Linked DNA regions of Homo sapiens: region 1 is linked to region 2. A link is a loop called in an ENCODE intact Hi-C map of the cell type or tissue named here. Cell type or tissue: mammary epithelial cell. All regions are shown on one strand. Links, peaks and the distances in the headings refer to the core of each region. The heading gives the core; the rest is flanking DNA. Region 1 overlaps SHC4 (SHC adaptor protein 4). Region 2 holds the start of SHC4 (SHC adaptor protein 4).

Region 1 (16,495 bases), core at 4,490-12,489, 66 kb before region 2:
CATAAAAAGGAAGTAAATTCTGACATCTGCTATGACATGGATGAACCTTGAGGACATTATGCTAAGTGAATTAAGCCAGTCATAAAAGGACCAATACTGTATGATTCCACTCATATGAAGTACCTAGAGTACTCAAAATCATAGAGACAGAAAGTAGAATTTTGGTTGCCAGGGGCCGGGGCGATAGGGGACTGGGGAGTTCTTGTTTAATGTGTAGAGTTTCAGTTTTGCAAGATCAAAAGAGTTCTAAAGATGGATGATGGCGATGGCTGCACAAAAATATGAATGTACTTAATACCACTGAACTGTACACTTAAAAAGGGTTAAGATGAGGCTGGGAGTGGTAGCTCACACCTATGATCCCAGCACTTTGGGAGGCTGAGATGGGCAGATCACTTGAGGCCAGGGAGTTAGAGACCAGCCTGGCCAAAATGGTAAAACCTCATTTCTACTAAAAATACAAAAATCAGCCAGGCATGGTGGCACATGATTGCAATCCCAGATACTCGGGAGGCTGAGGCATTGAGAATCGTTTGAACCCCCAGGAGGCAGAGGTTGCAGTGAGCCACTGCACTCCAGCCTGGGTGACAGAGTGAAACTGTCAAAAAAAAAAAAAAAAAAAAAGTTAAGATGGTAAATTTTATGTTATGGATATTTTACCACAATAAAGTGGAGAGAAAAGAAAAGAAAAAAGCCTAAAGTGCTGGAAAGAGTCCCTGGCTCATACTAAGTACTCAATACATGCCAGCTGTTGAAGGAAACTAGCTGCTTTTCTGTTTTTCTCTGCAAGTGTACTTTCCGGATAGATGATAGCCAGGTTTGCTCTGTTTTATTTTGGGATGGGGAATCCCTGCTCCTTAAATGAGAATATCTTGCCTGGTAGCTGGAATCATCCAGTTGAAGCATCCTAATCAGAAATTATGAGAAGCAGGAAGAGGTTAGAGATTACTTTGGAACCATGGGTTCTGTGAAAGAAACTAGTCAAAGGGAGTCCTTGATGGAATTTAAGAGCCATTTGTCAGAATGTTTCATACCGTGTGGATTCTCTAGGTGACACTGGGTTCAGCCCTATGTAATATAATGAAGAATGATAACCAAAAATGGGGCAGAATGGTATAGAAATAGAGCCCTAAGCTGGGAATCTGAAGACTTGGCTTCTACAGCTGGCTCTGACCTTAATCATCCTAGTGACTCAGGCAAATATCATCTCTTGTCTCAGACTCAGTTTAGTAGCTGGCAAAATGAAAAGGTTAGACCAGAAGATCTCTTAAAAAACCCTTCTCCGCCGGGTGCGGTGGCTCACGCCTGTGGCCCCAGCACTTTGGTAGGCCGAGGCAGGCGGATCATGAGGTCAGGAGATCAAGACCATCCTGGCTAACACAGTGAAACCCCGTCTCTACTAAAAATACAAAAAATTAGCCGGGTGTGGTGGCGGGCTCCTGTGGTCCCAGCTACTCGGGGGGCTGAGGCAGGAGAATGGCTTGAATCCGGGAGGCGGAGCTTGCAGTGAGCCGAGATCGCACCATTGCACTCCAACCTGGGCAACAGAGCGAGACTCCGTCTCAAAAACAAAAAACAAAACAAAAACAAAAAACCCTTCCCTTAAACAGTCTGCAATTCTATATGATTTATATAGTTATCTCAAGAGCTTTTGCATTGGCCCTTTGGACTTTTCAAACCAACAAAATATTCTAGGGCTCATAGCTTAATAGCAATAATACTAGCTACCATTAACACAGAAAGTGTAATAGATGCCAGACGCTGTGGTAGATAGTATGTAGACATCACTTCGTTTATTTCTTACATAACTCTATAAAGTAAGTGCTATTTTCTCCCATTTTACAGATGAGTAAACCAAGGATCCAAGAGGTTAAGTAACTTGTCCAAGAGTACACCATTTGTAGGTGGCTGAGGCAGGACTTTAATCCGAGTCTGTCTAACATCAAAACTTTTGCTTTCTTTCCACAGGGAAAGCTACTGTACCCATGTGCTATTACCTCACCTTTACCACTATCCATATTTATACTAGAAAATAGGCCAGGAAGCCTAAAAAGTCTAAAATGTTATAATGCAGAATACATACATTATAAAATGTGGAAATTGGAAGGCACTAAACTGGCCATTTAGTGCAACTCCCTAACTCCACAGGAAATAAGAACAGAGTCTCAGCAAGATGAGATCCCATGCTCACTGGTCAGTAACAGCCAACTCTGGCACCCTACATTTCTGACATAAAGCCCAGGGCTTTCTCCCCTCTGCAGCTGGAGGTATCACCACGTCGGACAGTGTCAGGCAACTCGGAAAGATTTGAGGGACAAGAGCAGTTTTGAGTGCAGCTCTGATATCACGCCACCTAATAAAGGCCAGGCTGGACCTTGGTCATATGGTGGGATGAACGAACAGCGATTTTCATACTATCTTTGCCATAATTAGGGAAACATAAACAAGAAAACCACATCATCATTTACCTTTCGCTTTTTAATGGCTCCATTTGCCCCGGGGACAGCTTCACACAGGCGACTTATTGCTTCCCTAAAGAACAGAAACCATATAAATAAAGACTTAGCATACTACCTCCACACAGTAAGTGTTTAAGAAATGTTAGAAATTATCACGACCAAAAAGTACACATACATAATAGTGAGTCTAACACAAATGGTATTCTCCCAGCCCCACAGGAGGAAATGCTGTACTTACTCCTTCTGCAGGAAAACCTAGCAGCACCCTAATACTGAGCAATTGCTTTACAACAAGGAGCTCTACTATTCGCTTTTTTCATCTCTGTTTTTCCTTGGGTTTTCAGATTTTGTTTATTGTGTTGTTGATTTTTAACCAAAAAGGAGGGGCAGGGCATTGTCATCTGGAAATACTTCGCAGTTTTATCTTTAGCAAAATCATCTCTGTAATGTTATGAATAAAAAGCTTCATAGTATCTCAGAACTAAAGACAATTAAATGCAAAAAGAACCTGACACGAGAAAATTTAAAAGGATCGGGAGAACGTTGAACTTCAAGGTGGTCTCAAATGGAGTTTTATTGACTAGGTTGCTGCTGCGAGCCATTGAGCTTTCATGTAATTTCACAGAAGAAAAGAAATCAATATCAAATTTCCTCCTTTGCTTACTTTTCTGCCCTTCCTATATATTGCACTTCCTGAGAGAAAGGCACCGCTAAAATAAGTAGTTGCTCCTTAATGGAAGTGGTGAAGAAACTGGCGCCCTCCTTTCCAGAAATGCAGTTATAACTAAAAGCTTTTGTCTCTGGGACTCTGAGCATTCATAACTGCCCAAGCTTTCACTCTGTGTAATTTGAACCTTAGCCTTGTGGCTTTGAACACATATATTAAACTTCTCACAAGGCAAATGGAAATCTCTTCTGGATTCCCCAGAGATCATTGTTTAAATTAATAAACTATATTCTCTCACACACACACCAATACACATACACATGCAACATTGTATTATAGTTTTTATATATATTATATTTCACAATAATATTTTCTATAGTTTCGATTCCCAAAGGAAGTGGGGAGAGGTCAGAGAGAGGAATGCAGACCCATTTTTGTTTTGTTTTGTTTTGTTTTGTTTTTGTTTTGAGACGGAGTCTCGCTCTGTCGCCCAGGCTGGAGTGCAGTGGCGCGATCTCAGCTCACTGCAAGCTCCGCTTCCCGGGTTCATGCCATTCTCCTGCCTCAGCCTCCCGAGTAGCTGGGACAACAGGCGCCCACCAACACGCCCGGTTAATTTTTTTGTATTTTTAGTAGAGATGGGGTTTCACCGTGTTAGCCAGGATGGTCTCGATCTCCTGACCTCGTTATCCGCCCGCCTCGGCCTCCTAAAGTGTTGGGACTACAGGCGTGAGCCACCGCGCCCGGCCATGCAGACCCATTTTTAAAACTACAGCTATGATATTTTGTAGTGCAGAGCGATGTTCTTCTAGAAAATACTTTTGAAAGATAAGCAGAATTCCCAAAGATTCTAGGCATTATTTTGCACTTATAATGTATGTTTTAGCTCAGATCATTTTTTCTATATAAATGAAACTCTTCTTCAAGGTATTATCTTGTCTGATTTTTGCATAATTATCTGCAACCAAAGGATAGAATGGATCTTTGGTTAGCATATATTCTCAGAATTTCATATTTATTGTTTCTCTAGGATTCTATCCTTTGTTCTCTGGAGTCAAATAGAAGGATAACACAGATAGTTGGGCCCTCTGGCTTGGTTGGTTGATTGACATTTTGAGTCATCTTAATGACTACTCAATAATTGATAAGACTCATATTATTAATCCAAATTGGCACTGATACTGCCGAAATAGCTAGTCCAGGCACCCCACTCTATTGACAGTATTTAATAAAGAGGTATTATAAGATAGGGCAGATCCTTTAATCCATGAGAGTGATTTGGATGTTTTGGTCTAAAAATACAAAAAATTAGCCAGGCATGGTGGCAGGCACCAGTAATCCCAGCTACTTGGGAGGCTGAGGCAGGAGAATCTCTTGAAGCCGAGAGGCAGAGGTTGCAGTGAGCTGAGATCACGCCATTGCACTCCAGCCTGGGCAAAAAGAGCAAAACTCCGTCTCAAAAAAAAAAAAAAAAAAGTTGACTATAAATGATATGAACTTAAAGTAAAAACAAAGGTGGATATTGATGCTGCCAAATATAATAACAACAATAATAAAAATATAACAATAATTATATGCCAAATATAGTAACTTTTTACTAGAAGTTGTTACTTTTATATAGCATCTTGTAATTTCACAAACTGTTTTCCCACACGTTTGTTTTCTTGATTCTCACACCAATTATCAATATCTTCTAACAAAAAGTAATGCAGTGAATTGAAGCTGAAGGGAATACTTTACAGCATGAATACCTCTCAAGGAGGTTTTGAAAGGATGAACCTTCCTGGCAGGGAGGGGATTGGAAATTCTAGACAGACAGAAGAACATAGGTGAAGACACCAAAACACAAAGTATCATGATATGAGGGGAATTACAGGTACTTTGATATTGCTGGAGCATAACATATGGTAGTAGAAGAGTGAATATTAACTAAGAAATAAGAGTCTAAAAACTGTTTCTGTGAAGTGCCAGACGGTAAATATTTCAGACTTTGCTCTTTTGCAAGTACTCAACTCTGCCATTGTAGCACAAAAAGCAGCCTTAGCCAATATGTAGACAAGTGAGCATGGCTGTGTTCCAATAAAACTTTATTTATAGAAACTGAAGGCTGGCCAGATTTGGCCCATGGGCCATAGTTTGTTGACCCCTGGATCCGATAATTCACACAAAAGGAGGGAGAAATCATTTGGCTTTTTAAGACGGGAAAATATTCACATTCATTATAATTTTAAAATTGAAAATTAAAACAACAAGATACTTCACTCATATTAAATTAGGAAAAAAGATACAAAACCCAGTGTTGGAAAAGATGGGAAATATTCTGCTTTAGGCATATTTATCCATTGCCAGGGGCCTTGGTTAGTATTAATACAATCTGAGAGTAATTTGGTAAAAGTTGACAAATGTCAAAATTTATCAGAGCACAGGTGGGGCGTGGTGGCACATACTTGTAGTCCCAGCTACTTGGAAGGATTGCTTGAGCCCAGGAGTTCAAGGCTGCAGTGCCACTGCACTCCCACCTGGGTGACAGAGCGAGGCCCTGCCTCTAAAAACAATTTGTTTAAATAACTTATTACAAACTTCGACAAGGTGGGGAGAAGCCTGTATTGGGATAGCATTGAGTATATAAGTAAAAGAAACACTTCAAGTAAGAAACCAACCCGAAGTCTTGTGATATAGAGATAAAACATATCAAAATAAATATTGCCACTCGGACTATAGAAATATGAAGAAGTCTATATAAATTAGTGTGAAAAAGTAGAACTTGCAACAGTATGTACACATTGGTAGCAGCTATACAAAATTAATCCTGTGTCAATAGTAATATAGAAAGAGCTTGTAAACTATGGCTTGGTTTTAGGTGCTTTTTTTGTGGTTTGCTATTTTGTTTCTGATTCTACCGATGTTTAGATATAAACAAGGTAAACAATGTTATGTTTTACTTTCATTGTGCACTTGATCGGATAAGTAATCCTTTAAAATATTGAAAATAATGCAGAGTAAGTTCCTTCAGCAGGAGTTTTGCTAGTGTGAGGCAAAGGTGTTGAGATGTGAAGGCACATCAAAGATGTCCCAATGGAGAGGTGACACCCATAGAGAGACGGGACAATGTTCCTGTTATGGATACTAACAGATGTTCTTTATTTCTCTCTCTGCTCCCATTCCAGCTTAGCTTTTAACCCCTCCATCTTTGTAGCCACTAAATCCAGATTTCCTTTTTCAGTTTTTTAAGTAGAGTTACCTGTTTCTATTCCCAAAAGTTTCATAAAGATAAAAAATCTTGAGCACGTTTAGTAAAGCCTTTTAGAATGGTGCACCTTGCAGTAGCAGGGAGCCCGAGTTTCAGTGAAAGAACAGCCTCTATTTATATTTATTTATTTAATTTTTTTGCTTTTGTAGAGATGGGGGTCTCACTCTGTTGCCAGGTTGGAGTGCAGTGGTGGGATCATAGCTCAATGCAGCCTCAACCTCCTTGGGTTCAAGCAGTCCTCCCACCTCAACCTCCCCTGTGGCTGGGACCACTACAACTGGCAAAAACCGCCACAATTAGCTAATTTTTTCTTTTCCTTTTTTATTTTTTGTAGAGACAGGGTCTCCCTATGTTGCCTGGGTTGGTCTTGAACTCCTGGGCTCAAGTGAGTCTCCCACCTCAGCCTCCCAAAGTGCTGGGATTAGAGGTGTGAGCCACAGCTCCTGGCCAGCCCCTATTTACTGAGCACTCTTTATGGTCAGGCCCAGAAGTGAGCACCTTATGTACATCATTTCATTGAGTCATAACAGTACCATTCCAAGGTATGGACTTTACCCTCATTTTACCAATGAGGATAATAAAGTTCAAATAATTTAAATAACTGTACAAATAACGCAATTGACAGTGAGAGAGACAGAATGCAAATCCAGTTCTGACTTCAAAACCCACAAGCACCGGGGAGGAACCATATTGCCAGATGGATAAAAAGGAGGGAGTCCTAGGCTCCAGAGACTAGGGAAAGTAGTATATTGACTGTCCTTCCCTTGTTCACTCCCCTAACATAGTGAGGCGCAGCTCTTTGGCCAATCGTTAATACCCGCGTGGCTGGTAAACTACCCAGGCAAAAGGACAAAGTGGTAGGGGCTGACTCTAGAAAAGGCTTACTCGGATGCCCCTGCCCTTCCCCAGCCCTCTGCTGTCTATGGCTGGCTGCCACCTCCTGGAAGAAACGAGCATCTGGAGCCAGGCTGTGCCCACCTGGGCAAACACATATGAGTGTGCACTCACACGCTCACTCAGAACTGTATATTTGAGGCATGTGAGGCTTTACAGAGCGCCCAAAATCTCTTGATATACAAAACTCTGCTCAAAAGAAAAAAAGGGGAAAACTTGTGCTTATGAACTTGCTTTAAAAAGTAATAATTAGCCAGGCACAGTGGCTCATGCCTGTAATCCCACCACTTAGGGAGGCCGAGGCAGGAGTATCCCTCAAGTCCAGGACTTCGAGACCAACTGGACAACATGGTGAGTCCTTGTGTCCACAAAAATATATATATTTTTAAATTGCCAGGCACAGCAGTGCACACCTGTGGCCACAGCTACCCAGGAGCCCGATGCAGGAGGATTGCTTGAGCCTAGGAGTTCAAGGCTGCAGTGAGTTAGGATCACATTACTGCACTCCAGTCTGGGCGACAGAGCAAGATCCTGTCTCAAAAAAAATAGTAGTTATTAATTTTTTGAATTGGAGACTCTAAGATGAGCCATGCCTCTCTCCAGTAAAAGACCTATTTGTACAAACTTTCCTTCTTTCTTTTTCTTTCTTTCTTTCTTCCTTTCTTTCTCTCTCTCTCCCTCCCTCCCTCCCTCTCTCTTTCTCTCTCTCTCCCTCCCTCTCCCTCTCTCTCTCTCTCTCTCCCTCCCTCTCCCTCTCTCTCTCTTTCTTTTCTTTCTTTTTTTTTTTTTGAGACGGAGTCTCACTCTGTCGGCCAGGCTGGAGTTCAATGGCATGATCTCAGCTCACTGCAACCTCCGCCTCTAGGGTTCAAGCGATTCTCCTGCCTCAGCCTCCCAAGTAGCTGGAATTACAGGTGCCTGCCACCATGCCCGGCTAATTTTTGTATTTTTAGTAGAGATGGGATTTCGCCACATTGGCCAGGCTGGTCTCAAACTCCTGACCTCAGGTGATCTGCCCGCCTGGCCTTTCAAAGTGCTGGGATTACAGACATGAGCCACCGCGCCCAGCCTGTACAAACTTTTCTATTCCATTTAAGAAGGTCCACTCCTCACCCCAAAGCTCCCCAAAACATTCTGTGGACCTCTTAGAAATTACAGATCCCAGGTTAAGAAATACTGCTTTAAATTAACCTCTCAAATTCTGCTGGCCTTGCTGATAGCAGCGTTAACAAATCTCCTGAAATCCCAGCAAGGACAGGCAGATAGATGCCTACATTTTGTTGCTTTTGTTCACAAAGATCTTTTCTTCCCCTGCTACTGGGACCAAGACATTAACTGTAACATTTTCAAGAACAAATAGTACTTTCAGTGCTTTTCTGGAGTCTCAGCCACACCCTTGGGCCAACTTTACAAATGCCGAGGAGAAAGAAAAAGAAAACAGAGTTGAGAGCGATTTCTCCTGGGGCTCAGGGGGTCCCCGCCATTCTTGCAGCCCAAGCAGCTGCGCTCCTGCAGAACCTTTTTGGAGCTGAGTGGCGGTGAGACTTTCTCCAGCTAGCAAACATTCAGCAAGTGTCTGCTCTTAGAGGAGCAGAAATTTTGGGGTTTCAGTGGCTAAAGATTTCCATCCTGGGAGCCTGTATTAGAAAGAAAGAGAAACGCCCCAGAGCACCAACAGTGGCCACTTTGTTTATTGTTTCGCCACATGAGAGAGAAGGGGAGAAGTGGGCTGATGTAAGAGAATGAGAATGCCGTGGAAGATTTGCTTTTAAGCATATAAAACCCTGCCTACGCCATAAGACCAAAAAAAGATATTTTGTCTGTCTTAACAGAGTCCAAACTAATCATCCAAACAAAGCCACCTTTCTTCATCAACTCCTGGCCACTACAACACTTAAGTTATAATTCTTCTGTGTTTTTAACCCTTAAACAGTTAAGCTCCTCTGGAAGCAATGTCGCCACACACACACACACACACACACACGCACACACTTTTTTTTTTTTTAAGTTTGGAAGGCAATATCACAATCCAAGACAAAGGGGAGCATTTAATGGGAGGAGAGGCTGCGCGGCAGATTTTTTCTGGTGAATGTCAAGATGCAGTTCTTCAGTAAATAGGAAAGCCAGAAAATGTGCAACATGAAACCAGGCAAAGGGGCCCAGCTGGAATGATTAAAGGCAATGATCCCCACATCCCCCACCTTCTGACACACACACACACACACACACACACACATCTATAGTCACATATGCAGTGAAGGAGTAGTTCCAGTTTTGTCCCTGCAAATAGGAATGAGAATAAAATTTTAATCACAGCAAGAGCCTTTCCAAAATAAAAAGTCAACGATACTCAGCCAAAACAAATTCACCTGCGTTTCCCAAAGGTCTTTCTTTCACTTTGCATCTCCAACGTAAGTCCTTAAAGAAATCAGTTAACAAAGTCTAAGGGACATGTTGCACCCTAAATGTCTTGGATTGCCTTCTTATTATGAATGAAGAGACTGAGTAATTCAGACTGCACATCCATGTGGTATCATGCTGTTCTCATTGTTCTAGGGAAACCAGTACCATCTTTTTTTAAATCTTTGCCTCCAGGACAGCAAGGCTCAGTGATCTATGTGTTCAATTTTGTCCAGCTTAGTGAAATTAAAGACATCCAAGAATTTGTGAAAGCCCTCAGACAGGACACTTTAGAACAGGAACCTGCCTCTGTGGCGATAAGCACACAATGAACGCAGTCAGTGCCCACAGACCAGTTGAAAATGGAAAGCCTCAGACTTGCTTTGTGCTATTATCAAGGGGCATCACCCGTGTACTCTAGGAGGGTGAACTCAGCCTCATAAAATACATCCTTTCACTTTAGAAACAGGCACCTCGGGTCCCAGGATGGTCAAATAAAACCTTTGAGTACTGCCCACAGCATTTATCCCCACACTGACTTAGTGTCCCACTCTGTTCACCTGAATTGTACTTAAAGTCTGTTTCTAAAGTACATTTGCTAGCCAACCCAGCTCAGCAACCATAGGAAATGGGTTTGTCTGTCTACTTCGTGATTCTGCCCTTTGGCTCTGATGCAAATGTGAACCCATTAATCACACTGGAATGAAGTGAAGGACCCTCTTGTCTGGAGTATCACATCTCCCCTATAACTCTCACTAGTTAACGGACATTAAGTGCTGGTTTTTTCCTGTCCCCACAGAGATTTCCTGTAATACAATCATGTATCTCAAAATTCAAACACCTACACCCACAAACTGATGGCTTATAGGCTTTATAAGTGGTTAAAGAAATGACAATAAGAAATAGAGTTGGTTTCATATAAAATACATGGGAATTTATAAATTCAAAAGATTGTTCTCCTTTAGGGTAAACTGGGCTTCTTTAAAACAACTTTGTTTTTGACAAAATATTCAAAATATTATGAAGGTGTGTCTTTTGGAGTTAAAGAGTGCACTGATGCATAATGTGGTCACTTAAAAGCCAAAGCTCATTTAGAAAAAAAAAAAAAAAAAACCGAAAACAGGTCTTACTTAGTCACCCACTTTATTCACTCAAGCTCACTCTAAGCAATGTATATCTACTTCCAAAAATTCTTCAGAGAATACTTGGAATTTTAAAGATATTTAAAACAGTTTGGCCAGGTGTGGTGGCTCACACCTGTAATCTTTGTACTTTGGGAGGCCAAGGTAGGCGGATCACTTGAGGTCAAGAGTTTGAGACCAGCCTGGCCAACATCGTGAAACCCCATCTCTAGTAAAAATACAAAAATTAGCTGGGCATGGTGGTGCACATCTGTAATCCCAGCTATTAGGGAGGCTGAGGCAGGAGAATTGCTTGAACCGGGAGGTGGAGGTTGCAGTGAGCCAAGATTGTGCCATTGCACTACAACCTGGGTGACAGAGCAACCCTCCGTCTCAATAAATAAATAAATGAATAAATAAATAAACAAACAGTAAAACAGTTTGTCATACAGGTGTCTATATTACTGAGCAAGACAGCAATTGGTGTAATGAATATATTACTTCTACCACTGTTTTTTTTTTTAAATAACTCTGGTTCTTTTAAAGGCTATTTGGCAAATATGTTGTAAATTTTTTTGGGAATTCCATTTTTTTAAATGTGTGTGCACCTCTGGAAGGAACGAACAACTGGCCTACCAAGTTAATCCACCTTGACAAATAATAGTAGGACAACTTCAGCTTGCACATCCACAGAGAGTACACCATTTAGGTAAGTGGTGATCAAACTGTAAAGTTCTTAAGAATCAACTGGGTGCTGGTTAAAATACAGATTTCTAGGACTGTTCCTAGAGGTTTTGATTCTGAGGTGAGGCCTAGGAATCTACAGCTTAACAAACCTTCCAAGTGATTCTGACACAGAGTTCATGAACCACACAGCTGATTAAACCTACTTGGACTCGTTGCATTGAGTAACAGGTTCTGTGCTCTATAGCTTAGACCAGATGGTTGTGTTAGTGCGTGTTAAGGAATGAGGTCACCTCTTCCTAGAGGCTAGGCTAGGGAAGGTTACACTGTCTATACGTTTGATGATATTCCGTTCTGGGGAATTTTGTTTTCAATGTAGTCACTCTATATTCTGGGATAGATATTTGGTATAATCCTCTCTTCTCCTCTCTGCCTCCCCCATTCTCATCTCCTAAAGAAGAAGGGCTTTATGGCTGGGCGCAGTGGCTCACACCTGTAATCCCAGCACTTTGGAAGGGCTAGGTGGGAGGATGACCTGAGGTCAGGAGTTCAAGACCAGCCTGGCCAACATAGTGAAACCCCATCTCTACTAAAAATACAAAAGTAGCCGGAAGTGGTGGTGGGCACCTGTAGTCCTAGCTACTTGGGAGGCTGAGGCAGGAGAATCTCTTGAACCTGGGAGGTGGAGGTTGCAGTAAGCTGAGATCGTGCTACTGCACTCCTGCCTGGGCTACAGAGTGAGATTCCAACTCAAAAAAAAAAAAAGAAAAAAAGAAGAAGAAGAAGGGCTTTTACCAGAGGGCACATGGAGGTCCTGAACATCTTTGCTTACATCACCCTTTGCACACACAAGCAGTGAGAGAGTGGCCTGCATTCTCTCTCTTATCTGGAGGCAGCAAGGTCATCCTGGAGGCAGCAAGATCTAATCTATTTGCCCCTAAAATGCATTCAACACTCTAGGCAGTGGTTCTCAGCCTTGGCTGCACATTGGACTACACCACCAAGAATTTTACGAAGTTCTGAAGACTGGGTCTCAGCTCCAGAGATTCTGAATTAATTGGTGCCGGACAGGGCTTGGGGGTCAGAAGTTTTAAGATCTCTTCCAAATGCTTCCAACAAGGCTAAGGTTGAGAATCACTCTAGCAGCAGTTGGCAAACTTTTTCTGAAAAGGGCCAGGTAGGAAATATTTTAGCCTTTGCAGGTTATATAGTTTCTGTTACAGCTACTCAATTCTGCTGTTGTAGCTAGAAAAACAGCCATAGGCAATCCATAAACAAATGGATGTGCTTGTGTGCCAGTAACACTTATGGACACTGAAATTTGAATTCCATATGATTTTCATGTGTCACAAAATATTCTTTTGGGGTGTTTTTTCCAACCATTTAAAAATTGTCAAAACCATTCTTGGCTGACAAGGTGGCAAAATCGAAATCAGGTAGCAGGTGGGATTTGGCCTGCAGGCTGTTGTTCTCTGACTCTTGCTCTAAAGCAAACCGGAAACAAATGTAAGAGGCTTTGGGGTCGTGGTCAGTTATTAGCTTGTGCATGGTGCAAAGCTTATTAGAGTGTAATCTTTTGCAAGGATTGTTTATACATATTTTGAACTTTGTCTTGTTCGGTTTCTTGGTACAGGAAGTTGGGTATTATAAGAAAGGGGTCTTTCCCTATGTCAGTATAAGAATTATGGGACTCCCTTTACGCTGTAAATTATTGTTTTTCCATTCTTTTATTCTAACAGCACTCAGTAGAGGCAGATGGAAACAAATTATTTTTTCCTTTTAATTATCATCTAACCTTCATTAAGTGATACTATGTACATGAAACAGTGCAAAGTGTTTGGGCAAGCAATACAGAAATAAACAAAAGTGCAAAATTATAGTAACTGTTAAAATTTGATGGCTTTATCTATAACTCTACTTTCTAATGATAATAGAAAGTGAGGAAAAGCTAGTCAGGTAGACTCTGCAGTTAGCCAGAGTTCAAAATCTAGCTGTCTCTTACAATCTCTGTCACCCTGAACAAGTTTTTAAAGCTCTCTATGTCTCAATTCCTTAAATATAAAAAGTAAGAATAATAATAGTGCTTTGAACAGTACCTCAGTAAATGCTAGCCATTATTATTGCTTTATCCTTATAATGGCTATCTACTTTAAGAACTGGGTCTAGGCCGGGTGCAGTGGCTCATGCCTGTAATCCCAGCACTTTGGGAGGCCGAGACAGGCAGATTGCCTGAGCTCAGGAGTTTGAGAGCAGACTGTGCAACATGGCAAAACCCTGTCTCTACAAAAAATACAAAAGTTAGCCAGGTGTGTTTGCTTGCACCTGTAGTCCCAGCTACTTGGGGAGGCTGAGGTGGGAGGATTGCTTGAGCCCGGGAGGTTAAGGCTGCAATTAACTGAGATTGTGCCACTGCACTCCAGCCTGGGCCAGGAAGTGAGACTGTGTCTCAAAAAAAAAAAAAAAAAGAACTGGGTCTAACCTAATTTGTACAACACCTATTACCCAGCAAAGTATTCTCTGTGTTATAACTGGAATGCTATAGTTAATATGTTATATAGTAGGTCAAATTATGTCTATCATGTGTATAGTAACGGATGGTATAAGTTTCTATAAAGGCAGAATACATGTCTGGCTTTCTTCAGATATTGCATGGTACCTAGTAGGCTGCCTTGGAAATACAATGTATTCAACATACAAATGTTAGGTAGTGCTATGTCATCAAAACAAAGTGTAACCCTTGTCTCCCTATATAAATCCAATCCCCCTTCAGGACAGAGGTACTCATTCCTCCAGTTGCTGGGATGCTCACTTCTCATGGATCACAGCTGAGTTCCTTACACAGAAATTGTGCTCTCTAGGGGAAGTTGCCCTGCCCATGTTATGACCCCTCCCCAGCAGCAGCAGGCATCCAACGACCTGACTGGTCAATATGGGGTTCCAAGGCCTGGTCCCCGTACCTCAATATGGGGTGACTCTGAAGTGCCATCCTAGCTCCAGAACTGCCCATGGAGTCTGCTGTGACTTCATTGCTTTTCAGCCTCTCCCTCTGCCAGGCCCTGCTTCCCTTACTCCCTTGACAGTTGATTTCAAGAGCCCTCCTAGTAAACCTTTTGCATTCAACTCTCCATCTCAGAACATGTTTCAATATCCAGCCTGAGACGTGCTAACAAGCTGCTGCCAGAGTTATGCCCCCTTAAACTTGCATACACTTAACTAGATGATGTCTTTCAAGAACCTATTTTGTCACAGACAACAGTGAAAAAAATCATTTTCAGAGAATTTCTCATAAGAGACACAGATGATCTGGATCAAAAACACCCATTTTTTAATTGTTCAAACATACACTACAGTACACATTTCCTAAAGTAAGTGCAGCTCTCAAAAACTGCAACTCAATCACATATAATTAAAGGGACCAGAGCTGTGCACTTACTCTACAAGGCATTTCTCAGCTTCCCTACTGAGAACACCAGCAGGAAATGGAATAAATCTGCCTGGCAGGTAGAGAGATGCACCAACTGTCCTGCATTTACTTTGGCCACAAAGCTCTCCTTTTACCAATGAAAAGACTATCTCTGGATGAGATTAGTTTTTGATGAGTTTTGGGTGCCTCCCGTCTAGCTCACTCTTCCCAAAAGGAATTATATCATTTTTTTTCTAGCTATTTAGGATGTAGCATAGTTAAAACTCACTGTTCTCACATTCCCTGATATTCCCATTTTCCTTTCTTAAAAGCAAAAACAAAACAATTAAAACTTGCAGATGCTTTGGGGGACTTTCTGGGGAACCACCTGCTCAAAAATAAGGAGCCTCCATGTAATCTGTGGTCCAAATTACGTGGAGACCTCATTTTAAAATCACTGGATAGGCTTCCCTTGCACATGCAGGCCTCAAAGTGCAGTCCTCGGACCAGCAGCATTAGCATCGCCTGGAACTCATTAGATATGCAAATTATTGAATCAAAAAACTCTGGGGCTGGGGTCCAATATTACGTGTTTGTTTGTTTGTTTGTTTCAGAGACAAGGGCTCACTATGTTGCCCAGGCTGGAGTGGAGTGGCTATTCACAAGTATGTGATTATCACACGCTACAGCCTCAAACTCCTGAGCTCAAGTGATCCTCCCATCTAAGCCTCCCAAGTAGTGGGGACTACAGGTGCATGCCACCACCCCCAGCTAACATTCTCTGTTTTAAGAAGCCTTTGCATACTAAAGTTTGAGAACTACTATCTCACACATTTTTTTTCTCCTTAGAAATCACAAAAGGACATTAAAGTATCTTTTCCTACAGATTTATGAGTATCTTTATGAAGACCTTCCAGAGAGAATTCACAAAAAAGGAATCTGGCATCTTAAACCCAGGATTAAACATTTCCTTATTCTGACCCTTCTGGCTTTCAGCACTTCCCCAAGATTTGTTCCTTAAAATTATTCCACTTTGGTTGACCCATAATGCACAAGAGGCAGGGCAGATCTGATTTCCAGTTCTACCACCTATTGACTTGCTAGATGACCTTGGTAAATTTTTTAATTTCTCTAAGTCTCAATATTCTTATGGACAAAACAGGGTTAATAGTAATATCTATTTTATAAATGTTAAATTTTGTGATGACAAAGTTGATAAGTCGCTATAAATTAATAATAAACTGCTATTTCAACAGCCTGCTAATAGATGAAACCATGTTTGATCTCTTCAACTAGAAAGAGGTTAAAGCTCATCCAGTTCCACATGATTGAGAAATCCTTCCCTTCATCTGAATCAACTTGTGGACCCCAAGGCTGTCTGAACCAAATGAGTATCTTCATGAAATTTATTTTTATTCCTTTGTTCAAAAATATACCTGGCTGGGCACAGTGGCTCACACCTGTAATCCCAGCACTTTGGGAGGCTAAGGTGGGAGGACTGCTTGAGGCCTAGAGTTTGAGACCAGCCTGGGCAATATAGCAAGACCTCATCTCCACACACACACACAAAAAAATGTAATTAGCCAAATGTGGTGCTGTATGACTGTGGTCCTAGCT
Region 2 (16,495 bases), core at 5,399-13,398:
TAGCCCGAGTGCTCCTGGGTTAAGGTAGAATCTGTCCTAATGTGGACATCCTTGATGTACGAGTAGCTCATAGCAACATATGGCTCATGTGGCTCACCCTCATCCCATGACTTGAGATCATGATGTGGAAGCCACAGGAATATTGTTTGGGTGGAAAGTGGTGTGAACTATAATTTTTAGAGAATCTGTAGATTTAAAAGAGGGGAAAGAAGAAAATGAGAAGATGTAGAAGTGGCTTAGATTCGATTTACAGGAATCACTGAGCAGTTGTTTATTTTTCCATTTAATATTGCCTCCTAATCTACATCCCGGGTTCATACACTTCATCCCACTGGCTCAAGGTTTCTCAGCCTCAGCACTTCTGATGTGTTGGACCTCACAATTCTGTGTTGTGGGAGCTGCCCTGGGCCTTGCAGGCTGTTTAGCTGCAACCTGCCCTCCAACCACTAAAGGCCAGTAGCATTCACCTCCCCTCCCAGCTAAGACAATTAAAAATGTCTCCAGACATTACCAAATGTCCCTTGAGTGGCAAAATAATCCCCCGTTGAGAACCATTGCTCTGACTGGACTCAGCAGAGGTTCCCAAATCTTCTCTGCCGCAGAATCACATAAGCAGTTTGCCAAAAATGCAGGTTTCTGGGCCCCAGCCTCAGACATTCTGGTCCAGTAAGTCCAAGCTAGAGACTGGGAATCTGCATTTTAACAAGCATTTTTAACTGATACAGGTGGTCCTCAGCAAACTTTGGGAAACACTACAATGAAGAGTCAATGAAGTAAATAAACATCTTTCCAAAATGCAGATGCTTTTCGCTTTGCTGCACTGGAGGAGCAGGGGACTAGCGGATAAACATTAGGCAGCTTTAGAGAAGAAGGCAGGCAGGCCCTCCCTGGTGAGCAGCACAAGGCAAGACTTAGGGAAGAAAGTTCTGCCAGGGTGGCGCTGCTGGCCGGGAGAAAGTATGCCAAAGGAATGTGGGGAAATGCCAAAACCAAGTTTAGTCTATCCTGAGTTTTCGGCCCAGAGGCACCCCCTAGGCTATTGAAATCCATTCTCTTCCCTCCACTTGGGACCTACTGTGAGACAGGCTCTGTGCTAAGCCTTGTACATACAGTTTGTTATTTTATCCTGTCCCTAACTGTATGAGAAGGCTTATCAAGTTTTAGTTTTATTTCTCTGAGAAATTTCAGTCTCAAAGAACTGCTGTACAAATTAACTCTTCACCCGCAATCTCTTCATGAAATGGGAACAGCCTGTACTAATCCTAGAGTTCTACCACCCTTAAAAACTCTTTGCAACATTGTTACAATGAGAAAAAGCTCCATGAGTTGAGAAGGCAGGATCCCTCTCTTGGGTTTCCTGCAGCCCCCAGTACTCTGTCCCTTTGCGTAAAAGAAAGACATCCCAGTATGTTTACCCAGGAAGAGGACATTCTAAGCTTCTTTCCCACATATTCTGAAGGGGAAAATGAAAGACAAAGGGACTAGAAATGTCTTCACATTCCAATACCACGGGTGGGTGTGCAAACCTAGCCACCTTCAGGTGCAGACAGATGATGTAAGTGAGTGAAGCTGGGTAGGAGCGGGGTGTGGGGCAGCCTGTGTGCATCATTTAGATCACTCTCCTGGTGATGGAACTGTCATATTGGGGTCCAGGCTTGGTTCGGTCCCTCCATATGATAACACCGTATTGGCTTCAGAGTAATATGAACATGGAAATGAGAGGAAACCATATTGGGGAAATGACCCTAAGGTCATTAGGGTTGCAGCAATGAATGAAATGGGAGCCAGTCCATGCATGTGGTAACAAGTCCTGGCCCAACATGGACACACTGCCATCCGCAGGGACCTCCTTAATCAAAAGGTTGAAACTGGCCAAGCCAGTGCTCTTTGGTCTCCTTGCCACCCTTCTATGCTCCCTCTTTTCTTCTCACTGCTATTTTAAGACAATTTTCCCATTAGAAAGAAGTTTTTGTAATTATCTTTCTAAAAAGCACACGCAGCATTTTAATCATGTAGAGGCATTTGGTGTAGCATATTTATTTCAGGAAGTGGGGGAAGATGAAGCAAGGTGGAGGTAGAAAATAGAGTGCTGTACACAGAACTGGGAGCTCTTGTCTGGGCTCCACCACTGGTAGATGTGTGGTTGGGGGCAAGTCACTTCACATGTCTGAGCCTTAGTTTCCTCAACTGCAAAATGAAGTGTGTGGACTCACTGATCTCTAAGACTCTTGCAGTTAAGGCTCTAGTGTCCAGGGGCATGAAAGGACTGGACCAATCAAGGGATATGTGAAGGTCTAGAGAGAAGAACAGGGGAACGGGTCAAACCTGCCAGGCTTTCTCTAAGTTCCAGCAGAATCTACTTCCACGTCTACTCCAAGAAAGAAATAGGAAGGAAAATATAATACCCTCAATGCCAAGTCATCAGTTTTAGCTGGAATTATTTCCTCCCATCCATACTACCTCCCTCTCAACCACCAATAACTTAGAAAAGAAGGAAATTTACAAAGGCAGAAAGCCATGTTTCTTTGCTGTGGGTACCTGAGCGACCCAGGTCTGGCTTCATTGTGTAAACCATGGGACTGTCTCTCCAGGAGTCTCCTGGAGTCACAAATCTCCCTCTTTCAAGGTTAGAGTTACCAGGCTATGTGTGTGGCAAGGCCTTTTTCTCTTGGCTCTTTTGTCCAGAGAAAATAGAGATGGCTTAATTTCTGTCACTTCTGCAGTCCTCCTGTTGGACACCAAGTCCAGTCAGACCTAGCTGGCCAGACACATGAGGAATGCCATGTTCCCACAATCCCATCCACTATCGCTCACCTCTTCCAACCCTGGCCTGCCCCCGAACTAGCCCACCCTTCACCCCTCCCTGGAATTCTACTCTTGGATGCTGTTCTACCACCCTCCATCTCTCTAAAACTTACTGCCTCCACCCATGCCAGTATAACACCCTCCTTTCTGCCTTACTGGTGAAGCCAGCTCAGTGTTAGTAAGAGGGTGCTAAAATAGAAGTGAATGCATCCCTGAAGGACATTCTTTCTCTTCTCTGCTAACATAAAGTGGATAAACATTATTTCCTCAAGGTAACTCTTTCTAACCAAAAGAGATCCTAATAATAAGGGGTTTCAAACAGGTAGGAAAGAAGACCTGGAGTCTCAGGATTTTAAGCAGCATTTTGTTCAAACTTCTTCTTCTTTTTTTCTTTTTCTTTCTTTCTTTCTTTCTTTCTTTTTTTTTTTTTTTTTTTTTGAGACAGAGTCTTGCTCTGTCGCCCAGGCTGCAGTGTAGTGGCATGATCTCAGCTCACTACAATCTCCACTTCCCAGGTTCAAGCAATCCTCCCACCTCAGCCTCCCAAGTAGCTGGGAGTACAGGTGCATGCAAACATGCCCGGCTAATTTGTGTATTTCTAGTAGAGATGAGGTTTCACCATGTTGGCCTGGCTGGTCTCGAACTCCTGACCTCAAGTGATATGCGTGCCTCAGCCTCCCTAAGTGCTGGGGTTACAGGCATGAGCCACTGTGCCTGGCTGAAACTTCTTTTAAATATGAGAAAATGAGGCCCACAGAGGTGAAGTGACCCACCCAAGATCACACAGCTTAGTGTCAGAGCCGTTACTTCAATGCACGTCTCCAAACTCCTAGACCTGTATTCTCCTATGGAAAAGCTACTTGAGGTAGATGTAACATTGTGGTACTGTGGACTACATCTAGTCTAGACAACAGATGATTGACAATACTAGTTTACTGGGTCAGTGATAAGATACCTTAGACAGGAGAAGACGGATGGTAAGAGTATACTGTGGGATTTATAAAGGAAGTAAAGAAAATCTTTCAACACAAATTTCTATTTGCACACAAAGCTGATGAGCTTGATACCCAAGAAGGCCCATGTGAGCAAACACATTGCAATAAATGCTCTTGGGGACTGTTTTGGGTTGAATTATGTCCACCAAAAAAGATATGCCCAAGTCTTAACCCTCAGAACCTGTGAGTGTGACCTTCTTTGGAAATAGGGTCTTTGCAAATGTCATCAAATAAAGATGAGATTATATTAGATGAGAGTGAGCCCTAATCCAATGACTGATGTTCTTATAAAAAAGAGGGAAATTTGGCCATGGACACACAGAGAGAATGCATGTGAAGACAGAGGCAGAGATTGGAGTGATGCATCTACAAGCCAAGGAGCACCAAGAATTGCAGGCAACTGCCAAAAGCTAGAAGAGACAAGGAAGAGCTCTAAGATTCCTCCCCTAGAGCTTTTAGAGACAGCGTGACTTGGCTGATATCTTGATTTCAGACGTCCAGCCTCAAGAACTGTGAGAGAATCGATTTCTATAGTAGTAAGCCACGCAGTTTGTGGGACTTGTTACAGAAGCCCTAGGAAACTAATGCGATCTGGGAAACAGTTGGCTGGGCTGGGCTGAAGTGAAGAGACTGAAATCATGCAAATGCATATCACAAGGCAAGTTCCATGGGCTGGTCCTATGATGAGGCTATCCTGCACAGTGTGGCCTCTCATCTACGCTACTCCATTCCCATACTTCAGAGGCTGCCTGTCTTGCTTGGAGGCAAGTGAGAGGTTGGGAAGTGGAGGAACATTGGAGTGAGACACACCTGGTTAGGAATCCTCAGTCTGCTACTTACTAGTTGTGAAGTATCCTGTGGATCACAGACACCTGGGCTCTCAGTGTCCTCACCTGGAGAACACGGCCTTCCTCAGGGGGTTGTGGTGAGGGCCACTGCAGTTACCTGCCAAAGCTCGTCAAGGTTGGTTTCTTTGCCTCTGCTTTATTAAGTCTTTGAGCCAAGTTGAGAATTGGAAAGGAAACTAACATTTTCAACACCTCCCGTGTGAGAAAGGAACCCTACATTCATTAAATACTGGTGCTGCGAGGGGGCTTTCAAGCCAATTCTCTCATTTTAAAGAGGAGAACACTGTCACGTTGTAGATTTTCCACATTCCCCACTATGTTGGGCACCTGGGAGACCTTTAAATGAATGTCTGCTGATGGATGAATGGACTTGGAAAGGCCTCTAAAGAAAGGAGACTCAGTCTTATGGGGAGAATGAAGTCACATTTGACACCATTTAATGGGCTTTGCCCACCTCACTACTTTGCCCAGACTGGGATCTCACTGTCCTATTTCTGGCTCAATATCTTTCAAAGAATGGTTTGCTAGGCCCCCTTCCCTGAGAGACCTTCAGGTGGTCCAAAGTCTGAGCTTCAATTAAAGTTACTCAAAACAGGTGGTCAGGATTCATAAAGTGTTTTCAGCTATATAATTTATTCTACATCATAAGACCAAATGAAGAACCATTTTTTAAAAAGAATATTTAACCCAAAGTCAACTCTAGCTTAGCGCAGATGAAAAATATAGTCCCTATCATAAAGAGAAAATATGCAAGAAAACAAAGTAAAGAGTAGCTATAACAATCCCACTTTTTACCCAAGAGTAATATGCCTTCCATTCCCACCCAAGCTACTGCCTTTTTCACTTACCCCACTTTATTGCTCTCCATAGCACTTAATGCCATCTGAAATAGTATATTTTTTCATTTATTCAATTGAACCTATCTCCGCTCACTAAAATATTTCACAATGATTCAGACCTGGTCTCTTTTGTTTACTGATGCTTAGAACTGATTCATTTTGTTCATGGATGCCCAGTGCCTAGAACAGTTCCTGCTGCATAATTGATTCATAATACATATTTGTTAAATAAATGGATGAATGGATTAGCAAATAAGTTGGGGCAGGGAGAGGAGCAGTCACATGATATGGATAAGAAGGTAGAATATGAAGTGGCTTTTTTCCTGTAAACTTTGCCCCTAAATCCACCAGCCCTGTGTCAACTAGCCATTAAGATCATCTTTCTCTCAGTTCTCTCCTATGAATCCATTATTACCAAGCAAGGTTTGATTTAAAATTTTTTATGTGCTTTTTCCTACAGATGGGAATACAGAGCTCACAACTTTGGTTCATTTGGTATGATATTTTTACTGTAAATTAATAGCTTAGCATTTCATTTTTCAAAATTGGTTCACATCTCAAAAGAATTCTGAGGAACAGAACAACAACCAGGATGGAAACCTGTGGTGAAGACAGATAAGAATGGCACACAGGAGATTTGGGCTCTAGATCTCACTCTGCTTTAACTCATCTGTGTGGCCTTTGAAAAACCTGGGGTTTGGTTTCACCATTAAGGAATTGACCTTGATAACTTCTGAGTCTTCCGTCTTTCAAAGTTAGGATTCTATAAAACTTAATAAGTAAGTTCTTTCACGTATTTTGACTTCATAAGAGATGTCATTAGCTTGTATCGGACATCACGGATATCGGCAATCTTGTGAGGTTCATTTGGGTCGTGGGGTCAGCACTTTTTCTGGAGTCAGTGATTATTGCCATGAAAAGACAGATGGTGCCCCCATTAAAAATCTAAAACGCCAGAGGAGGCACTCCCTAGGGAAACTGGAGATCACACAGCAACTCTTTTCACATTTAAAATTGTACAGGTGTGTGGGTATGGGGAGGTTGCAGGAGGTACAAGAGGAAAGGAAAGCTGAGGCAGAGGCTAGAGGATGTGTAGGTGATGGTAAGGCAAGTGCAGAGAGCCCAGGTTTGGAGACTCACTCGTTTTCCCATGAGGGCCTGGCACACACCTAATCTTGATAAATGAGAATATGCCCATGAACTTTGAGTAGAAACATGAAAATATTTCCATTATGTGCCATGTCACTGTGGGTGAGGGCGAGAGCTGCATGTCCCATACATTTATCTGCTTTAGAGGTTTTAGTTACCCATTTGCCAGGACTGCCCAAGCCTGCTCTCTCTGTAACCCTTCCAGTGTTTATTATTTGAACTTCCCTGAGATCCTAATTGTCTGTTTGTAATACTGAGATCCTAATTGTCTGTAATACAGTTCTTGGGCTAGCTCTCTATACCTTCAGATCAGACATCTCGCCTGAGTGCTAGTTTTATATGACTGTCTACCTACATATTAGCATTATTTACAAATAATTACATTAAATTTAATATGTCAAAAACAAACTTAAAATGAGTCCATTTCCTAATTTACTCTGCTTCAGTCATTGGCATCACTGATGTCATTCTGAGACTTCAATTTGAAAGTTTTTTTTTCACCCTTTACAACCCTCCATCAATAATCAATCACAACCCCAATAAACAACAATGGTAACAAAATAATCAATCTACCCACTGCTCCATAAATGTTCACTACTCTATTAGTTATATTATGATTTGAAATGATCTGCTTAATCTCCCAGGGTTGTTGAGGCTTCTCTCATTCTTCTGTCACAGAATGCCTTACCATTCACCTCCTTTCTCTCCTCTCCACCTTAATCAGTGTTCTCATTGCCTCATACCTAAACTCTCAGAGTATCTTTCTTACTGTCCTCCAAGTCTCTAATTTTTCCCTGCTTCAATCCATGTCAAATAAATCAACCAACTGGTCTTTTAAAAATTACTTTCAGCAAGTCATGCCCTACAAACCTAGGAGGATTCTCATTTATCAATCACAGTATTTACAATCTCCTCATTTGGCATTTAAGAGCTTCAGTCAACTTCGGTCTCCCAAGCTACCCGTGATCTCTATTTGTCTTTATTCAACTCATACTTGTTTGAGTACTACAAGCCACCCCCTCCCTCAGTCACCCACTATTCTCCAGCATTCCCCTTCCTCCTCCATAAGGCCCAGCCTGTGTGATGCTCCCCTGCAGCCACCACAGTGACTTTGCTCCTATTCTTGGCCTACCAGGAATCCCCTCCTTTCTGCCAACCCAGATCTGACATTTCTTCCAAGATTCATCTTCTCCTGAGGGTTCCCCATGTGAATGAATCCCAGATCACATAATCTTTCCTTTTTTCTGAATTCCCTCAGCATTCTCATATTAGCTATCTATTGCTAAGTATTATTATCTTAGTATTTCGCATGTATTCATTGATCTCATTGAAATCTGAGCTGCAAAAGGGCACAGGCCAAATCTTCATTTGCCCACATCTTGACTGAGCAAGGACAGATACAAGGCCAGTAAGGACCTTGATTTTGCCCATAGCTCATGGACAAGGCCTACTTGCTGCAGCGTAGGCAGTAAAGGCAATAAATGTGCACCGGAGAGCTAAGACTAGCTCCTGGCACAAGGTTAGAGACTCGGACGTGTTTTGAGAAGTGTTTGTTAAATGCTGAAATAAATTTTTAAAGAATAATTCAAGCCCCTTACACACCATGTGTTTCTACAGCACAGAAATCTTTACTGTATTCATCCAAAATACAATGGCCAGTATAACCTACCAGGTCTCAATCACTGATCAGATTTGAAGTCCTTGACTCTTTTTGGCCAGAATACTAGGTCCAGCGGGGACAAAGTGGTGCCATCAGCTGCCTCTATCAGAACTTGCCTCTACACCTGCCAAGTACCCACAAGTTCATGTCCTACAAGTTAGCACCGGTTCATGTCCTTGAACCAAAGGCTGCCTGACTCCAGTACAAGTCAGATAGTTGTAGGGACATATATAAACCCAGCTCCCCTCCGCCTTGGTCCAGTTGAATCATGTCCTGTCCAAACACAGAACCCAGGCAGGTAACATTAGACCCCTTGCAGAAAGCAGAGAAGATGCCCCCTTCCACGGAAGTTCTTAGAGGGCAGAGAGGAAAATGGACTTACCCTCACACAGTAGTTCATGCCCATCCCCAACAGGTGCTGTAGAAAGTGCCTGTCCTGCCTGCTCCTAAGTGTTGGCTCCCCAGGGCCAGGAAGCGGGCACGAATCAGGGGTTAGGGCGGTTGCCCTGTGTCCCACCAGGTCCTGCTGCGGTGGAGGTGCAGTCCCGGACCTACTTAAACTGGTTTCTGGGGAAGAGGGGCCGCTGGAACCTGGGTCCCGGCTTTCCTGGAGCTTCAGCCGAGGCACCTCTTTGGTACCCAGGCAAAAGTTTTTCAGACTCAGCAAAGTGGCCGGGTTGGCCAGCTTCATGCTTGCCATGCGGGGGATCAAGGTGCACAGTGGGGTGGGGCTCTCCTGCGACGGCAAGGTGGCATCTTCAGTCGGCAGGTGAGGTGCCAGGGCGGGGTGGGGAGGCTGCGGCGAGCCCTTGTTCCCGACCGAGCCTCCGGAGCTACCTTCGTCCAAGGACGTGATCGACTCGTTCCGAAAGCGGCTGTACTTGGCCCTGTGCAGCATCCCGGGGTGCCCGAAGAGTCCTACATACAGCACGAGTCCTGCCAGGCTGTCCTGGCCGCGTTCTCGCATAGCCTTGGCAGTGCTGAAACAGGATACTGTTGCATAAATCGCCTCGTCGTCTGGTAGATAAACGGTGCAGACATCAGATACCTCAACGCCCGATGCAACTCACAGCAGCCACCTCTCCAACTCTGCTCTCGAGCTCGCCCACCTCGGCTCCCGGCCCCTTAAGGGTGACAGCCCATGGGGGAAACGCCTCCCCTGCTCTGATTTCAGTCTCTCCCTGGCCCAGGCAGAGGCACCAGTGTTCTCGCCTTGGAATCCTTGTCGGGAGAGCCTAGACCCAGGCTCCCGGCGGCGCGGGTCGCTCACGGCCAACTCTTAGGCGCAGAACCCGGGCGAGCGCCGGTCGGGGGGCCCGCTGCATCACTAGCCTTGCAGGAGCCTAGTAGAAATATTTAGCACCCGACTCCCACCCTCACCCCAGCCTTCTGTTCTGCACACAGGAACTTTCGAACCTGCTCCCTTCGGCTCTCACAGGGCGGGGCAAATGACTGGCCTATTAACCCTTTATTTGTTCCAGTGATTGTTCATTTAAAAAGGAAAAAAAAATGTATCTATGAACCAAAGGCCCTTTTGCCTGGGTTCGTTGATTCCAAAGGCTGCCCTCTCTTGGAAGATCTTGTCTTGCATCCCGTTCTGGGCCACCAGCCAGGAGTACTACTGACGGGCGCTGCTCCGCATTGTTTCACTGACTTGTGATGGGTCCGTGTTCCTCAGATCCCCTCCCAGCCTGCCTACCCTCGCTCAGAGCTTCCCTCCCTCCTGGATTCCTCTCGGAGCTTTTTTCAGAAGCCCATTTGCAGCCGAAAGCTGAGATGTGCAGGATGATACGCAGCGTGTTGAAATTTTTATGAATGAACTTTGCCGAATGAATTTCTCTGTGTGTGTGCAAGCTAATAAATCTGTGAATGAAGCTGAGAATAGCTGTAATTGACTGACGGTCTCAGAGGTGCTTGGTTTTTATCCAATCAGGAGGCAGCTTGATGACTCATACACCATAAATATACTAAACTAGTAGCCGAGAGAAATAAAGCTAGCGGGAGAGGAGGGACGTATTTTATTTTGTGGTATCTGATGAATGAGTTAAAAGGAAAGGCAATCTTTACTACAGATCATTAGCCGGGGAGCAGCAGGTTAAAAGATCTATTTTCTTTCTTGTTGAGATGGCCGGGAGGGCAGAGCAGAAGAGCTAAAAATTAGACCCATTGTTACAGGGATATTAGGACATATGGTTCACAACTCCTGTGGGAAGCCATGATGCATTTTTCTTAGAAACATAGTTCTTTTTTTATTGATTGTTGGTTCCATCTTCCGTCTGGTGCGACTTCCTGTACCTATCAAATGCATCCTGAAGACATGATGACAACTGCAAAGGCTTAGCACACAGGAAGCCAAAACCAGAGCTGGGAAAAGGAAATGCAGGTTCTTCAGGAATGGAGAAGAGGAAACTGCTGAAACACTGGGGGTGTGGGGTGTCGGGGTGGGGTGGAAATCACACATAGGAAGAGATAAAGAACTCTCAGAAAAGATTGCATTACTCCGTGTCTCAAGGCTTTGACATCTGAAATTGTTCATTAATTAAAAAATTAAGACAAACTGGCAACCAAAGGAATTAAGGGTGCCACCTTCATTATCTTATTGTCCCTAATGCTGGATTAGGCTTATGTATATTCATGACTTTGGGAGCCTGAGCTCCCTTGGGATCCAAACACAGGTTCTGAATTAAATGGTTGAGAGTGACCAGTGAAAGCGGCATCCTCCTCCCAAGCTCCCTGGTCCCCCAGGGAAATAAAGCACCCATCACATCCTGTCTGCCAAGCCTGTTCAGACATTTCTTTCCCTGGAAAGGCCTTTCTGCATCTTCATAAATCTTCCCTTCAATCCTTGTTGACCTCCTTTTCCCTGCCCTACATCTCCTCCTGGCAAAACTGAGGGAAGTAGCTAAATCAGTTGGACCCCACATCCCTGGGGCTGAGGAGACAGGCTCTGGGCAAGAATATTTACCTCTCATTCCTCCTCATTCCTCATCTGCTTTCTTCCTCTCATTTTTCCTGCCTTCCCCTGGGTCCCTGGGTCCCTGTGTTGCTTCTGTTATGCTATGATGACCTCATTATATGCTCCCTTTAGAAAGTTACTTTACCTCTCCGTGCCTGAATGTCCTCATATGTTGGCAGCAGCCATCTAATGGGGTTGTTATGAGGGCTTACGAGGCCCAATGCTCCATACAGTGCCCATCTCACTAAGTACATGTGGGCAGTATGAAAAAATGGCCATTGGAACCAGAGCTACCTCCCCTTGAAGCTCATATTCTTAACCCTCACACTGCAGAGTTTACATCATTCTAGGCAACTAAAAAGAAAAATTAGTACAAAGTGGGAGAAGCTAAGAAACTCAACATTGTCCAAAGAAAACAATTTTTTAAATCAGGTGGGCCTGGAGAAGGCTGGAAAGGACATGGGCCTGCCTGGCTGATAGGAATCCTTACAGAGGTCTCATGACTGCAGGATGGGGTGTCCAGGGGAGCCAGCTCATCTAGGTAGGCACCATGCTGGCCAGACTCCAGGAGCCCAGACCAGCCTACATGCCTCAGAAAGTGCGAGTCCTGGGAGGGTTGGGGGTTGCGAAGTGGGACTAAGTAAGGTAAGAAAGCAGTCATGGCCATTGTGGGCTCCTTCTCTTCCCAAAGCCTAGAGACCTTGGCTGTCCTGGGTAGCTCTGCTACAGCGTTTTACGAGGGTGAAAGAGACCAGATCTGCAACTGGAAGTGGGGAATAGCCTCTAGGCTGAGCCTGCCCAGCTGGACCACTCTCTCAGTCCTAACAGCCCAAGAGAAGGCTCGTTGATTGAATTGCTTTTCATTCTAGGTAGATGGGTGGGTAAAGCAGATGGTTTGCTTTTTCCAGGGCATTAGAACATCCTCTTCAATTAGTCATGATTAAAATAATATTAATAAGAGCTACTATTTGTGGAACACCTGACAGTTTACCTACATTCTGGTTCAATTATTATAACAAATTGTGGATGCTTGGATTATGTTCCTCACTGCCTTACAGATATGAAAATGAGGCTGAGAGAAAGGGCAGTGACTTGTTCAAGGTGCTCCAGCTGTTGAGCAATGATCTTGGGATCCCTCTGGGCCTGATTGCAAAGCCTCTGCTGGCAGCCACTGTACTCTGCTGCCTCCCAGGGGACCAGAGAGCTCAAGTCTAGTTTCCAGGCCTATGATGGCTACAGGGCATCTTACTGCTTCCTAAAGCTCTGAGAAATGACTGGACAGGAAGATGAGCTGGGGATTTTTGGAGGTTCTAGGGTTGTTGGGAAGCCTACCCCTGAGCTGGCCCTCACAGATCAATGAGATCAGGGCTGGCAGAATATTTTCCTATCTATGGTTTTCCTGTATCTACCCCTCCAAAACCCCCAGGGAAAGTGTATTTAGCCCAAAGATCATTTATCAGAAGATAATACTAGACTAGATATCTCAGGAAACCTTTGTAACTGGGCCACTACCTACAAGCAGTATGCACTCAGCAGCAAAATGTAATTGGATGAACATTAATCTGGGAATTCCAGAACCAGCTGTGGGATTTTGAGTAAGTTATTTAACCTCTCTGAGACTTAGGTTTTGTATATGTAAAATGTGCACAATAATAATAACATCTGCTGAGCACTAACTCTAGATCAGGTCCTGAACTAAGTGTTTCACATTTAAGCCCCCCAGCAAGCCTATGCAGCAGGTGCTATCTGACATTTACTGACTTGCCCAAGTCACATAACCAGGAAGTGGTAGTTGTGGTGTAGAATCGAGCACTGACTCACTCCAAACTATGCCCTTAACCACTGTGATATGATCCAGTGTATATGAACCTAACTCCTACTGCATGCTCGATAAATGTTAGTTCTTGCTCCTTTCTCCTCCTTGGAAAGCATACCTATAAAATTCACCCTAAATACCTCACAAGTAACAACATGAATAATAGATAAGAAAAACCATTATTGTCATTAAATCATCTAAGAACCATGAATGCCTCATCATTGCCCTTGGAAAACAGAGTTCTGCTTAGACCCCAGCAGTATGCCTCCTTTACTCTGAGACATCCCCTCTCTAAAGGCACCTGCTAGGAAACAACATGTCAGCTTCTTAAGAGACATCCTATGCTGGCTGAGCTTCTTGAGTAGAACAGGCAGTTTCAAGGAAGACCTGGGTCAGGCTGGGTCATGCTACAATTAGCCAGGTCCAGGAGGAGGAGAGAAGAGAACCTGGCAAAAATGCCAGCCCAGTTTTGAAGATAATCCAATATGGAATTCGGGGTAGAGGAAGGTTGTGCTAGAGGATATGGGGAAGAGGAGAGAGAACAAGGCAGAAACATAATAACTCTGGGGGGCTGTAGGCCAATTGCTACTTTGGAACAAAGTGGAGCAGGTGGCATCTGAGTGTTATAGCACAAGGACTGTTACTTCATCCCTCCACTACAATTTCTACCATAAAGCAGGCCTACTAGCAAAGGATTTTCACTGAGCAATACCCACAATGAGTCTAACAGCCCATCAGCTGGGAATGAAAACATTGCTGAAGCTCTATTTTGGGGAAAAAATTCCACAAGAAAATATTTATATAAAGTTCTTGGTAGAGACCAAAATATCATTTTCAGGATGGGGAAATGAGATGGTGAAGAAGAATTGTATCTCTGAGAGTAAGGGCCTAGCCTCACAAAAATCATATCCCCCAAAGTTGTCATTAACTCTAGAAATAATCACCTTTTGCTTCCTGAACCCAATGTTTTCTGTTTTTTTCACAGTCTCCAGCCCTGTAGGTCAACAGTTTTCTGATGGCTGCTGTTGATCTCACACTCCTAGAACTAGGACCAGCTAAAAAAAAAATGAACAGGAAAACGGATATTTTCCTATCTGTTGAAAAGAAAATAATGTACCTGGGAAGGCTATGTAAAGAGTTAGCATGAAGATGAAAAGTAGATGAATTACTTAGGGTCATGTTCAGTTGAAAATAAGATAAAAATTAAAAATTATAATAGATTAAATAGAAAGTTTATTACTCTGGAGGTGGGAAATCCAGAGGCAGTGTCAGCTCTTGGCCATCCCTAAAGTATAGTCCTTCTCCTCATAGCCCAAAATAGCTGATGGAGCTCCAGATATTTCATCTGCACTCCAGGCAGCAAAACGGATGAAAGGACAAAGAACGATACGCCCTCTCTCTTTAAAGAAACATTCTGGATACCCCATACAATGTTTTAATTTATATCACATTAGCCAGAACTTAATCACATGCTGTACCTAGCTGTAAAAGAAGATAAAGTCTTCTTCATCTGAGAATGAAAAAGTCTTTTGTCTGGGTGCGTGGTTGCTGCACAGAAAGTCACAGTTCTGTTACTGGGGGGAAGAAGATAAAAACAGATATTATCTGCCATGGTAATATTTTTAGAAGACCTTCTACTTTATTAAATTTAAACCTAGCATAGGATTAAAATGTTCTTGGCCAATGTGGTCCAGTTGTCCCCTTTTTTGTACATGCAAACACACACACACACACACACACACACACACACACACACACAATGCTTATAAATGACCCATGTAAAAACAGGCCCTGTCAGAATAGAAGCTTACCTCTGCAGAGCCAGGGGACTGATGGAGTCTCTAGGCTCTGAAAGGTGGTCAGGTGCTTCCAGGGGCCAGCAGCTAGAAGCAACAGAAAGTGCATCCAGGCCATGTCAGATGGCAGGCCAAGTAGTTAATTGGGGCCAGGAAGATTTTATAAGGAGTAAGTGGGTGTTAAAGTGGTCCAAGTACAATCATCAGGTGGCTGATTCAGGAGCAGAATCTCCACTCTAATTGTGACTGGCAAGAGAAAAAGGCAAAGATAGAGTCCTGATAGGCTGAAACTCTGACACTATGAATTGGCTAATCCAATCCTCATTTCCAACTTTCTTTTCCTTTGCCCACCCCCACCAGGAAAAGCTAAATACTCTCCTTCTCAGGCTTCCCTGTAACTGCAGGGAATAGGGGCATTTGATACAGTTCTGATCTACGAGATGCAAGTTAAAATATGATGGGGACTTCTGGGAAAACATCTACTTCCTAATTAAAAGGGCAGATAAAACTGGAGCCCACTCTTTACCCCATGTCTTCTTGTCTTGAATGTGGATATGATAGCTAGAGTTATGGTAGCCATACTGCAACCATGAAGGAAAGACCAACCAAATTATGAAGCCAATGCTTTGACATCATTGAACCCCTGAACCAAGACCAGCAATCACCTCTAGATTTGTTATGTGACAAAAATTAACCTCAATAATTCAAGCAACTCAAGCAGCTCTTAGCTGTTATTTATGACTTACAGCCCAACACATTGCTACCTGACACAAATACAGTGGCAAGAACAGGATCATAAGAAGAGCAGGGCCTCTAGGTATGAGACAGAAGCACAGTTATGACAGGAGATTATAGAATCAGGTGGGAAAAGTCCAAAAGCAGTCAGATCAACCTGGTTTCAACTCTGGATGTTGACAGTATGGTAAGCAGACTAAGCACTCCCAAAGATGTCCATACCCTAATCCCGGGAACATGACAAAAGAAACTTTGCAGATGTGATTAAGATTACAGACCTTGAGATGGGGGAATTATCTGCGTGGGCCCAATCTAAACACACAAGTCCTTCAATGCAGAGAACATTTCCTTGTTGTGGTAAGAGCTAGGAAATTTGAGATATAAAAAAATGGAGGAAAAATTTGAAGCGTGAGAAGGATTCACCCTACTGTTACTGCCTTTGGAGATGGAGGAAGGCGCTATGAAGACAGGGTCCTCAGCTGACAGCCAACAAAGAAACAGGGATCTCAGACGTAGAGCTGTAAATCATTTAATTCTGCTTAAAGTCTGAATAAGCAAGAAACCAGATGCTTCTCTAAAGTCTCCAGAAAGAAATGTAGCCCTGCCAATACTTTGATTTAAGCAGGTGATCAGAGAGACCTGTGTCAAACGTCTACCCCAACCCTTACAGTAGCAAGATAATAAATGTGTGTTGTTTAAACTAAGGTGGTGGTAATTTATTATGGCAGCAATTGAAAACTAATACAGATTTTGGCACCACAAGTGAAGTACTACTATAACAAATATAAAATGTGAAGTGGTTTCAAAACTGGGCAACAGGCAGTGGCTGGAAAAATTTTGAGGAGCATGACCAGAAAAGGCTAAATTAAGATCAATATCACTGTAATAGCCAAACT

The links. A loop is a pair of places that touch in the nucleus more often than their neighbours do. Peaks named below come from ENCODE experiments on the same cell type or tissue, not always from the same donor. Only the 100,000 strongest peaks of a DNase experiment are listed, where the experiment ranks them.
Region 1: it touches region 2 in a loop (5-fold over the local background); 7 of 110 quality-filtered maps call a loop at or near these places.

The regions. Positions count from the first base shown.
Region 1 is chr15:48,888,280-48,904,774 of GRCh38, forward strand. It overlaps SHC4 (SHC adaptor protein 4), which reads right to left. Exons shown (of 12, transcript NM_203349.4): 3 at 2,469-2,532. Among named protein-coding and RNA genes, the nearest start is that of EID1, 18 kb to the left of the region's middle. RefSeq lists a silencer at 520-701. In mammary epithelial cell, for the core only: no CTCF peak of the experiment used is centred there; a DNase peak (open chromatin) is centred at 8,972; H3K4me3 peaks cover 931 bases; H3K27ac peaks cover 1,991 bases.
Region 2 is chr15:48,953,753-48,970,247 of GRCh38, forward strand. SHC4 (SHC adaptor protein 4) reads right to left here and starts at 10,167. Exons shown (of 12, transcript NM_203349.4): 1 at 8,679-10,167. The coding sequence starts at 9,263. RefSeq lists enhancers at 8,641-9,143, 9,144-9,645. In mammary epithelial cell, for the core only: CTCF peaks have their summits at 9,873 (motif pointing left) and 12,429; DNase peaks (open chromatin) are centred at 9,909, 10,199, 12,429, 13,069 and 1 weaker place; H3K4me3 peaks cover 1,684 bases; H3K27ac peaks cover 1,405 bases.